Regions from separate parts of the Homo sapiens genome. Here all the other regions are linked to region 1. The links are chromatin contacts, found by Hi-C or POLR2A ChIA-PET in ENCODE. All regions are on one chromosome and are shown on one strand. The core of a region is the stretch at or near the end of the contact, and the rest is flanking DNA. Distances in the headings are between cores, read along the strand shown.

What was found. Hi-C counts contacts between places; a loop is a spot of excess contacts on that map. ChIA-PET counts read pairs that join two places held with the same protein, here RNA polymerase II (POLR2A). Pooled maps may share reads with other maps.
Region 2: a loop to region 1 is called in a map of CD4-positive, alpha-beta T cell, with 7 times the contacts of the local background. The contact joins two enhancer-like sites. A Hi-C loop is called at or near these places in 1 of 168 maps with a recorded cell type or tissue (CD4-positive, alpha-beta T cell) and 8 of 50 pooled maps. POLR2A ChIA-PET finds 5 or more read pairs at or near these places in 4 of 52 experiments (PC-9, Panc1, RWPE1 and 1 more).
Region 3: a loop to region 1 is called in a pooled map, with 4 times the contacts of the local background. The contact joins two enhancer-like sites. A Hi-C loop is called at or near these places in 1 of 168 maps with a recorded cell type or tissue (IMR-90) and 10 of 50 pooled maps. POLR2A ChIA-PET finds 5 or more read pairs at or near these places in 5 of 52 experiments (A673, CD4-positive, alpha-beta T cell, OCI-LY7 and 2 more).

Annotation. Positions count from the first base shown.
Region 1 is chr11:122,695,796-122,699,789 of GRCh38, reverse strand. The region is part of intron 1 of UBASH3B (ubiquitin associated and SH3 domain containing B); the gene reads right to left. Among named protein-coding and RNA genes, the nearest start is that of UBASH3B, 42 kb to the right of the region's middle. Within about 2 kb of position 1,894, at least 8 of the 41 ENCODE cell types and tissues checked have a DNase peak (open chromatin) inside an H3K27ac peak, as active enhancers do; they include CD4-positive, alpha-beta T cell and PC-9, where a contact is called at or near this core.
Region 2 is chr11:122,579,175-122,583,168 of GRCh38, reverse strand. It overlaps the pseudogene RNU6-592P. Among named protein-coding and RNA genes, the nearest start is that of TRK-TTT2-1, 21 kb to the right of the region's middle. Within about 2 kb of position 2,033, at least 35 of the 41 ENCODE cell types and tissues checked have a DNase peak (open chromatin) inside an H3K27ac peak, as active enhancers do; they include CD4-positive, alpha-beta T cell and PC-9, where a contact is called at or near this core.
Region 3 is chr11:122,779,050-122,783,043 of GRCh38, reverse strand. It overlaps UBASH3B (ubiquitin associated and SH3 domain containing B), which reads right to left. Exons shown (of 14, transcript NM_032873.5): 4 at 3,349-3,547. Among named protein-coding and RNA genes, the nearest start is that of CRTAM, 57 kb to the left of the region's middle. Within about 2 kb of position 2,208, at least 4 of the 41 ENCODE cell types and tissues checked have a DNase peak (open chromatin) inside an H3K27ac peak, as active enhancers do.

The DNA.
Region 1 (3,994 bases), core at 645-3,144:
CAACATGGCGAAACCATGTCTCTACAAAAAAATACAAAAATTATCTGGCTGTCATGGCATTTGCCTCTAGTCCTAGCTACTCAGGAGGCTGAGGTGGGAGGATCGCTTGAGCCCTGGAGGCGGAGGTTGCAGTAACCAGAGATTGCACCACTGCACTACAGCCTGGTGGCAGAGGGAGACCTTGTTTCAAAAAAAAAAGAAAGGAAAGAAAGAAAAGAAAGAAAGAAAGAAAGAAAGAAAGAAAGAAAGAAAGAAAGAGAAAGAAAGAAAGAGAAAGAAAGAAAGAAAGATTTAAAAAGAAAAATCAGTCATCTGATGTGTTTCTCACAATAATTTTGGAAGGTGGATAATATTATCCACAGGCATTTCACAGAAGAAGAGATAGCATAGAGGTTGCAGGAAATGCCAAGAACACATAGCAGCTTCCTAAGATTCAAACTCAATTCGGTGACTCCACGTGCCACACTCCTCTGAGTTGTGAGTTCTCTAAGATGAAGATCACATTTTTCCATCTGTAAGACACTGAGTGTTGCCATGAGGATTAAATAAAATAACCTAGGTACAGCAGGCACCTAATAGATACCAGTTCCCTCCCATGCCCCTCCTCCATCAGGGGCGAAAAGATTTAAAAATAATCCCAATCCGGGCGCAGTGGCTCACGCCTGGAATCCCAGCACTTCGGGAGGCCAAGGCAGGTGGATCACCTGAGGTCAGGAGTTCGAGACCAGCCTGGCCAACATGGAGAAACCCCGTCTCTACTAAAAATACGAAAATTAGCTGGGTGTGGTGCTGGGCACCTGCAGCCCCAGCTATTCAGGGGGCTGAGGCACGATAATCGCTTGAACTGGGAGGTGGATGTTGCAGCGAGCCGAGATCGCAACATTGCACTCCAGCATGGGCTACAAGAGCAAAACTCCATCTCAAATAAATAAATAAATAAAATCCCAGTATATGGTCTGCACACACTACACATTTATAACCACAACTTCAGATTAAAGTGAACATTAATGACCGTACTGAAGCAAATAGATTTCCAGAGGCATGGGGAGTGCTGGGTGTCGGGTGGATGGAATGTGGGGGCTGTGGGATCATTGGGAGTTAGGGAACTAGCTTTAGGTTCTGACCATTGTAGCAACTCAGTGAGCCTCCACACACGGCACCCAGGATGCTCCCACACCTGGTTTCTAGTATCCTCACAGCTGGCACCTGCCTTACCAAACATATGCCCCAGGCTCTCCCATACTGTGAGTGCAGTTTTCATTACATAATGCATCCATCTTCTTGCTCTTCTTTAGCCTTATACCATCCTAATTTTCTATAGTTCCAAAGCCATTCTCTCCTGCCTTGTTGCAAGGTGGGGAGAAAATGTAAAATTCAAATGGTCACATAGTGTTACTTGGGAACAACTTTTGCCAGAGCCTAGATGAGGGGCATGGAAGATTTTGGAAGGTGGGGAGCAACAGAAGATAGAAATCCATGCCTGGTGTGAATTGCAACAAAAATTTGGCGTGACTATGGGGGTATGGGTAGGGGGAGAGGAGGTCATCTGCAATGTTGACAACTTTTCATCTAATACGACAGAGGAGAATTCCAACTCTAAGAGAAGAGATCTGCCAGGTATACTGGCAAGAACACTGAGACTACGTGGCTGAGCCCAGCTCTGCCCTTAATTTGCCAGAGCAGTCATTCCACCACCCTGGTTTCCTCACTGAGAGAATGTGCGGGTTGGACAGGGCTGGCTTTGGAATGAGACAAATCTAGGTTCAAATGCAGGCTCCATCACTGACTCGTTATGCAACTTTCGGCAAGTTTCCTTACATCGCCACGCCCCAGTGCTCTTAACTGTCAGATGAAAATGAGAGAATGTGTTTCCGGAGGCTGTTTGAGAATTAAATGAGGAGGTATATAAATATACTCCCCCTTGGACAGTGTCAGGTCTATGAAGCTCCCAGCACAGCAGCTGCTTCCTCTTTTCTTTATTCTAAGTTGCTGTAAACCCATGTATCTATGGTGCAACGCAATGACTCAATCCTTGCTTATTTAATGTGGCTATCCTGCCCAACCTAAGTCCTGACTATCAAGGTACTGAGGTGCTGTATGCTGAAGCAGCAAATAAACAATTCACATTGGACAAGAAGATGGAAACAAGTGTGAGGGAGGATGGTGGAGGAAAAAGGATCCAGAAGTGGGAGGCAGTGGATCTGGGTTCGAATTCTAGCGCCCTCAGTCACTAGAAATCTCTGGAACTCTATTTGCTTCAGTACGGTCATTAATGTTCACTTTAATCTGAAGTTGTGGGTATAAATGTGTAGTGTGTGCAGACCATATACTGGGATTTTATTTATTTATTTATTTGAGACGTAGTTTTGCTCTTGTAGCCCATGCTGGAGTGCAATGTTGCGATCTCGGCTCACTGCAACCTCCACCTCCCAGTTCAAGCGATTATCATGCCTCAGCCCCCTGAATAGCTGGGATTTCTGAGCTTCAGTTTTCTCTTCTGTAATAAAGGGAATAATCACATATGTAAAAGTACTTTGTCGATTGGAAAGCGCAATTGAAATGTTAGTGGTCTGTTATGCCACCATTCCCGTTGTTTGGAGAGTCCAATTACTTGAGTTTGAAAAATGTTTTGAGAGCTATCTAATTCCTCTTAGCAGTCAAACAAAACTTCAAACTTCCCCCCCAAACCCTAATCTTCAAAATCAAATGGCTGCTATGTAGATTACTGATGTATCCCCAAAAGAGCTGGGCTGACTTTTCTTTGCTATGAACAAACACCGCCAGTGACCCACTGGAGTCACCAACTCCTGGTGGCCTGATCTTTACTTGAAAAACAATACGGTAAACCACCCTCCTATTTTAACAGCTAGCACAGGGCAGGGCGGGAGGAACCCCCACCCACGCTTGCTCTGAACAGAAATCGTGCTGCAGCTGATGTGAAAACAAGATAAGGAGAAATGTCTGTCAACAGACTCCGGCCTGCCCTAGAACTGGGGTGCTCTCCGTGTATTCTGTACAGATGGGAAGGCAGGGGCCATTAGCCACCTGCAATTCTGCTCTGATGTGGCTGCGGTACTAAACACGGCCCAGGAAAGGGTGGGCATAGCTCGGACACACGTGCAACTTACACATTCTAGTCTTTAGCTAAAGTCTTTGAAAATACAGATTTAGAAATGTAGTATTGGTTGGGTGCAGTGGCTCACTCCTGTAATCCTGGCACTTTAGGAGTACCAGGTGGATCACCAGAGGTCAGGCATTTGAGACCAGCCTAGCCAACATGGTGAAACCCTGTCTCGACTAAAAATGCAAAAATTAGCTGGGCATGGTGGCAGGTGCCTATAATCCAAGCTACTCAGGAGGCTGAGGCAGGAGAATCGCTTGAACCCGGGAGGCAGAGGTTGCACTCCAGCCTGGGTGACAGAACGAGTCTTCATCTCAAAAACAAAAAGAAAAAAGAAAAAGAAACGTAGGGCCCTGAAGAAATCCTCATTAAGGTTAAAATCCTGCCGGCTTATTACCGAGAAATTAAAAACTATTTGGGGCCGGGCGCAGTAGCTCATGCCTGTAATCCCAGCGCTTTGGGAGGCCAAGGTGGGCAAACCACCTGAGGTCAGGAGTTCAAGACCAGTCTGGCCAACATGGTGAAACCCCGTCTCTACTAAAAATACAAAAATTATCCAGGCATGGTGGTGGGCACCTATAATCCCAGCTACTCAGGTGGCTGAGGCAGGAGATTCGCTTAAACCTGGGAGACGGAAGCTACAGTGAGCAGCGATCGCACCACTACACTCCAGCCTGGGCAACAGAATGAGACTCTGTCTCAAAAAATAAAAATAAAATAAAAAATAAAAAAACTATTTGGTTATCAGGCTGAGTGGAAACATAAGCTCAATGTGACTATTTAGTAACTTCCCAACAGTTCTAAACTACCACCCGTAGCTCTAAATGAAAACTTCATTTTTTAACCACTTTGGGCATGGCTGGGATGTAGGAA
Region 2 (3,994 bases), core at 784-3,283, 120 kb after region 1:
GGTGTTTTCCCAGCACCTATTTAATAAATGGTGCTGGGAAAACTGGCTAGCTATATGCAGAAAACTGAAACTGGACCCCTTCCTTACACCTTATACAAAAGTTAACTCAAGATGGATTAAAGACTAAAATGTAAAACCTAAAACCATAAAAACCCTAGAAGAAAACCTAGGCAATACCATTCAGGACATAGGCATGGGCAAAGACTTCATGACAAAAACACCAAAAGCAATTGGAACAGAAGCCAAAATTGACATATGGGATCTAATATAACTAAAGACCTTCTGTACAGCAAAAGAAACTATTATCAGAGTGAACAGGCAACCTAGAGAATGGAAGAAAATTTTTGCAATCTATCCATCTGACAAAGGTCTAATATCCAGAATCTACAAGGAACTTAAACAAATTTACAAGAAAAAAACAAACAACCCTATCAAAAAGTGGGCAAAGATATAAATAGACAATTCTCAAAAGAAGACATTTATGCGGCCAACGAACATATGAAAAAAAGCTCATCATCACTGGTCATTTGAGAAATGTAAATTAAAACCACAATGAGATACCATCTCATGCCAGTTAGAATGGTGATCATTAAAAAGTCAGAAAACAACAGATGCTGGTGAGGATATGGAGATACAAAAATGCTTTTACACTGTTGGTGGGAGTGTAAATTAGTTCAACCATTGTGGAAGACAGTGTGGCAATTCCTCAAGGGTCTGGAACAAGGAATACCCTTTGATCCAGCAATCCCACTACTGGGTATATACCCAAAGGATTATATATCATTCTACTATAAAGACACATGCACATGTATGTTTATTGCAGCACTATTTGCAATAGCAAAGACTTGGAACCAACCCAAATGTCCATCAATGATAGACTGGATAAAGAAAATGTGGCACATATATACCATGGAATACTATACAGCCTTAAAAAAGAATGAGTTCATATCCTTTGCAGGGGCATGAATGAAGCTGGAAACCATCATTCTCAGCAAACTAACACAGGAACAGAAAACCAAACAGGGCATCTTCTGACTCATACGTGGGAGCTGAACAATGAGAATACATGGACACAAGGAGGGGAACATCACACACCCATGGCTGTCAGGAGGTGGGGGGCAAGGGGAGGGAGAGCATTAGGACAAATACCTAATGCATGCGGGGCTTAAAACCTAGATGATGGATTGATAGGTGCAGCAAACCACCATGGCACATGTATACCTATGTAACAAACCTGCATGTTCTGCACATGTATCCCAGAACTTAAAGTAAAATAAAAATAAAAAAAAGAGAGAGGTTATACATATCTCTCTGAGTGGCTGAAAAGAAAAAAAAAAAGATGAGATTTGGTTGGGGACACAAAGTCTAACCATATCAGAAGAGAAGAGGATGCTGGAGCTTAGCTCAGTTACTCTGAAAATTTCCTTAGGCCAAGCTGAGGAGGTAGGGGGAAAACAGTACCTCGATATTTCCTTTTTCTGTCCCTGGGTCCTTTCCTAGGCTTTGTGCTCCCGGCCCAGAGGCCAAGACGAGAAAGGAATGGCAGGAAGATTTGGGACTTTTTATGCAGCCAGTCAAGTAAGGTCATTATGAGTCTCTTGCCCAAATAATAGCAGGGCCCTAGGGTAATTCTTTGGTTCCTAGACGCATGAATGGTCTGCTGTATTAACCGGAGCTGGAAGATGGTAAGTTTGGAGAGCAAGTGCTCACATGCTGTGCATCCGGACAAGACTGTGCTTCCGTGACTAAGGTCTATGAATACACCGAGCACGTGGTTGGGCCTGACACCCGTGTCAGGTACTGGTAGGAGCAAGCAGTACTGTGTAATGTAGTTCTTTGAGAGGAAGATCTCAGCCACCATCAGAAGCATAAAAAGAAGGGTTTTGTTTGCATTAAGTCTGGAAAGAAACAGTTCACACCACTGGGTGGCAGTATGGCGCGCCTCTTTGTTTTTCCTGAGTGGCAATACTGTATTTTCCAGACTTACTAAGGAACCATGTTCCTCTCGGCCATATATAACTACCCTTTGCTTCCTGTCCTGCTCCCTGTGTCTCTGTCCCTACGCATTCTGAGCGTCAGCTGTGTGTGTGTGTGTGTGTGTGTGTGTGTGTGTGTGTGTGTGTGGTTGTCGTTGTCAGTGGTGATTTAGGAGAGGAATAAACATTTCCGATCAGTTCCGTCTTCTTTCCACACATTGACTTTCTGTACCTCTGAACTGCTGGGTTAGGTCCTTGTTAAATCTTTATTAATAAAGATTTATAGTGAATAATAATAATTTAAAAAAAAACCGGCAAGCCTACACACAACACTCTTGGGGAAGTTCATCTCTAGACTGAGATGTAAAATACTTCTGCTGAAAATATTCTTTGGGGGAAAAACCCTAAAGACAAGAAGGGACGTATTCTTTGAAAGATGAACTGGCGCTGCTTTCCCAGGGCAGAGGCAGAGGCGGAGGCAGCAGCAGACGGCGCCAGAAGTTACCTGCAGAGCTGCCCTGCCATCTGGTGGACAAAGGGGCACCTGCAGCTTGCAAACCGAATTGCAGGGCTCCCAAGATTTTAACATTTTAAATTTTTTCCACACCTCACCTGGATCAAGATTTTTATGAATTATTAAGCAAAACGAGAGAACTATCAAACTAGCAAGCAAAAAAGCCAATAAAATCCCTGTTATATATAAAGTTTCGGTGCCGCAAAAGAAATAGCACTCGAATATAAAATTTTCTTTTAATTCTCAGCAAGGCAAGGTACTTCTATAGAAGGGTGTGCCCTTACAGACAGAGCAATGGTGAGCGCACACTTGGACAAGGGATGGGAAGGGGTTCTTATCCCGGTCGCACGTGGCCCCTGCTGCTGTGTCCTTCCCCTATTGGCTAGGGTTAGACCGCACAGGCTAAACTAATTCCGATTGGTTAATTTAAAGAGAGTAACGGGGTGAGTGGTTTGGCGGGGAAAAAAAATGGTTATGCAGGGCGGAGAATGAGTCAGAGAGCAGCAGGTAGCAGGTAATCTGAATAAGTCAGGGTGGAGCAGGTGATCGGAATGAGTCAGGGTGGAGTAGATAATCGAAAAAGGTTGCTTTACGAGGAAGTTAAGTTTAAAAGTAGAAGGCAAAGAATTGAACATACTGACATATTGATTCTTTGAAGAGAAATTTAGAACTTATATCTAACAGCCCGAATAAATAAATAAAGACAATGCATGGTTGCCAGCTTTTTCTTTTGCTAATATTTTAAAAAATTGCATCTATGTTTGGCGTCCTCTTACCTCTAAAGGGCAATAACTTCCAAAGAGCTTGTGTATGGAAGCTCCAAAAGCGAACGAGAAAGTGTTGTTTTTTTTTCCCCCTGAGAGAGAGAAAAAAAGGACAACCCTTTTAATTGAATATTTAGCTTAATGGAATGATTATTACATCTTTCTTATTTTTATAATTCTGTTATAAAGGGGTGAAAAATTTATCAAGTTTCGGTAGTGGTCTAAGGATTGATATTTGAGAACCACTGGTCTAAAAGACTTCATGCAAATATTTTATAAATATCTGAGAACTCTGAAATATTTCAGCATAGGGACTTGGAGTTAAAGCACTGTATTCAATGTATTCAAAATGGCCTTTAGGGCCCATTTTAAAGCAAATATTTTATTAAAAATTGCCATTATTTCACTTTTTTCTGAGTCTTGCGGATTCTTACTGGCCTCTCACATTTGTTTCATCTTTTCCTGGCTTGGGAGGCCATTGCCTGATTTCAGCGTCATCACAGCACTTTCCTGAGGGCTGCGTGTTTCTTAGGTTGTCTCTGTTGATTGTACAAATTAAGCTTGGGCACCTACCACTTGGTATGTGTGTCCTTATAAAGTGCATAATGTGCTTCAGCAGCACGTATACTAAAATTGGAACACTACAGAGAAGATTAGCATGGCCCCTGTGCAAGGATGACACACAAATTTGTGAAGCATTCCTTGTTTTTTTTTTTTAACAAATAAAAAGGTACGGCTGG
Region 3 (3,994 bases), core at 959-3,458, 83 kb before region 1:
GGAAGAAAAAGGTCAGTAATTAAAAGGTGGTGATGATAGCAATGGTGAAGACTTAAGGAAAGGCATAGAAAGGTACCCTGAGAAATTCTGCTTCCCACATAACAAAGAAGACAAAAGACGTTTCTCTCCTTCACAGCAGTAGAATAAGGGGGTAAGGGGATGGCAAGAGATTCCGAATCAAGCCACTGTTCAAGAGATAGCCACCATACGGCTTTCCTCTAGGAGCTGCGGGTCAGCTGAGGGCAGTCCTTTTAGTTAAGTCCTTCTCACAACATTCCAGTTGGTGGTCACCAGCCCCACCTTTCAGAAGAGGGCACTATGACCTACAGTGATGAAATAATTTGTGTAGAAATACAAAGCATGTTTTATAGCTGCGTGACTCCCAAAGCTCTATTCCCTTCATTTTGGAATCACGTGTCTTAGCTTCTGGGTGAGATTGATGGAGAAATGAGGGGAAAAGATGGATATTTTCAAAGTTTAATGCAGGGTTTCTCTCAACAGCATTTTGGGTTGAATAATTATTTTTTGGGGGGGGTGGCTGTCCTGTGCATGATGGGGTGTTTCGCAGCATCCCTGGCCTCTACCCACAAGACGTCAGCAGCACTCTCCAAGCTGTAACAATTGAAAATGACCTCAGACATTGCCAAATGTACCCTGGGAGACAAAATCACCCTTAGTTGAGACATACTGGTTTAAAGTATACAGACTGTTATTCTAAGATATCCCAAGAGACAAAACAAAACAACCCTACCTATAGGAGGGAATGGCTTTTTTTTCTCTCTCTGGTACTTTTTTTTTTTTTTGAGACAGGGTCTTTCTCTGTTGCCCAGGCTAGAGTTAAGTGGCATGATCATAGCTCACCACAGCCTCCACCTCCTGGGCTCAAGTGATGCTCCCACCTCAGCTTCCTGAGTAGCTGGGACTACAGGTGTGAACCACCATGCCTGGCCTCTTTTGTATTTACAATGAGGGAGAATCATCTACTGTACAAACTAGAATAATGAAGAAGTTGCAACTAGAAGAAATTAGGGAATTTGAGAATTTAAGGAACTTGGTCAAGTCACACAGAGAATTAGTGGCCCAAGATAGAACTAGAAATTGAGCATTTCGGTTTTAAGTACTTTTTCTTTTATACTGCATTGCCTTTCTTTGGTGTAAGCCCCATGAAACAAGGTTTTTGTCTCTCGCTTACACTGTATCCTTACTCAGCATATCATGCAGGTTTTCAGTACTTGTTAAATGAATAAATGCACATGAATGAATCTCCCTTGACCACTTCAAATGGAGGAAGACACTAAATCTACTTGATGATATCTGGTCCTGCCAACAACTGGAGAATACCAAGTTCCAGGGCAAAGACATGGTGGCCGGCTTCCCATGCTGGGTAATAAGGAGCGGGACCAGCTAAGCTGCGCAGGGTCATCCAGTTCTCCACATCCCCACCAGGGGGCCACACAACAGCAGAGAAACGAAGCCGGCCAAGTTCTTCATGACAGCAGGATCTTGGAGAGGAATTGGCTCCACCCGCGTCCCACAGGGAAAGCTGGGGCTTCGACTGCTGCTCACTCAGTATGCACTCCAAGAATCTGTGCGGCCCTGGCTGAGGCTTGCTTTTCTCATTTGTGAAGGATTTGGGTTTTGCGGCTTTGACATTAGTTTTGGTCCTTGTGGGGATTTAGTGGTTCTGACAATAACTACTGTGGGATGAGAGAAAGCCATTTCCTTGAGATTGAGGGATAAGAGCAGGAAATAATTTGCCTCTCAGTTATGCTCTTTCTCTGAAATATTAAGCTCCTATGAAATGTCAGGCTTCACTGAAGTCAGGACCCGGAGACTAGTCCCGTCGCTGAGGGAGAGGAAGAGGTGGGGGTGGGGGTTGCAAAGTCTAAAGAGGACCCCTCCCCAGGTACAGAGGGGTCTTAAGGTCCTTGTGTTCCTTCCGAGAGCACTGTGATCCTGCAGTGATACTGAGCCCCGATCCCACTCATAGGTCCCAAGTCCTGTGTGGTGCTTTTCTGGTAAAGAGGAATATGGAACAAAGGGCCTGAGATGGTGATGAAAATAGCAGCAGGGAACAATGGCAGGTGAGGGATAGGCCAAAGGCCAAAAGGCTAAGGAGCAAACTGCGGCCTTGCTCAGGTCTTCCCCCTCTCTGGCACTCCCTAAAATTAGGGGTAGGGGAATTGTACGTCTCCTCCAGCTTTGCACTCAGCACTCGGCTTCCACTGTGCATCCTGCACCATCCACTCTGGTCAGGGCAGCCTCCCCACTGTCCTCTGCTCACACCATCTCATGCCTGCCTGCCTGTGCTCCTGCCACCCGCCCGCCTGCAGGCCTTTCCTCCATTGTCCTGATCAACATCGTCCCAGGGCAAGTTTCCTTCCTTCCGTGAAGGTAGAACCACCCCTTTCTCTTTTCAGAGCTGATGTTACACAGGGCCTGGCCGGGAGAAACCACTTCTTGTTCTCTTCCCTGTAGCACTCCTCATGTAGGAGAAATCCTCATAGTAGGTGACCAGTAAGTACCTGCCAATTGTGATTTCATGCTGGAGCGAGCCAAGAGGCTCTCCCCCCACCAGATTGTCTGTCTGTTTCCCTGCTGTCATTGAGCTAAGTGAGCTTGTCCACACCTGTAGTCAGACAGGAGAGCTTTGCAAACTTCTCCCTCTTTTCACCTCCATCGTGTCTCCTGCCTTGAGCACCCCCTTAAGCTAATTCCTTTGACAGGAAATCTCAGGTGTCCTGAACTAAGAGCTCCCATGAGAAGAGCAGGAGACATTTGGAAGGGGTTACATTTTTAGACAGACTCTTGGGGCTTGGGGTCCTGTCTAATGGTTTTCAGCAAGTTGAAGGGTATTGGTTCAGTGGATTTTATTGTGATATAATACGAAGTGCTTCCACTCTTCTCTCTATCCTCTGCTACCCACTGAGAAAAGATCTGGATTGTCATGGAGTGAACAATGAGACCCAGATAAACACCTACATGGGCGGGAGCTTGGGAGGGAGAAAGGATGTTTCTTTAATTCTGAATTAGGAGGAGATGGTGGTGCTACAAAGAAATACATTTCTAGTTCAGTATGGAAGTCATTTGTGAAACTTCAACTTGGGTGTTAGGGAATAAGCCTTAGACGGTCTCTCCAGGTCAGCAGAAGAGGGGTTGAACGTTTTTACAAGGGAGCAAGACGTGGGGTGCTGCAGGAAAAGGCTGTTTTTTTGTCACACGTCCATTCCTGCAGGGTCCTCCACCTCCTGACCCCATCCTGCTCCTCTACCACTATTTCCTATCCTTTTTCCTTTCCAACTCTTTGATTGACAGGGCCCAGGGCTGGCCTGGCAGCTGTTTGCTCACCGGTTTTGGATGCAGCCTCTGCAGCAAAGTCAGCAGCAAACTTCTTGAGGACCTCCGCACTGTCTTCCTTTACAAAGAGGCCGATGAAGTTGGACGACGTATAGAGCTCCAGGGGCAGCGGGGCCGAGAACTTACATTTCCAGCGACTGACCGTGGTCTGCAGGGCTTCCCCCAGGGCATCCACCTTGCTGTCCTCGCACTGGCAGGGAAAACAGGCAGTCTTCACTCAGAGACAAGGGGAGATGGAAGTCTGCTGCTACTTAACATTGGCATCCTCTCCCCAGAGACTGGAGGAGGCTGATAATGCAATTACTTAACCACTACCCCTGTCTGTGGGGAGAGAGGAACTGCAGACTTCCAATTATTCAGACACAGATTACCCAACTGGTGGATTAATGTGGGGAACACATGACCTCTTCCCTCCTTTCCTTGCTGTGAAGTGGCCCCCGTGAACCCAGCCAAAATGCTGCAGGACTGGTTGAGCCGAAAGCAAGAAAGGGGAGCGAGATTGGGGAGATATTGGTCAAAGGACGTAAAACTTCACTTAGGAGAAATAAGTTCAAGAGACCTATTGTACAGCACAGTGACTATAGTTCATCATAACATATTATATGCTTGAAAATTACTAAGAGAGTAGAGTTTAAGT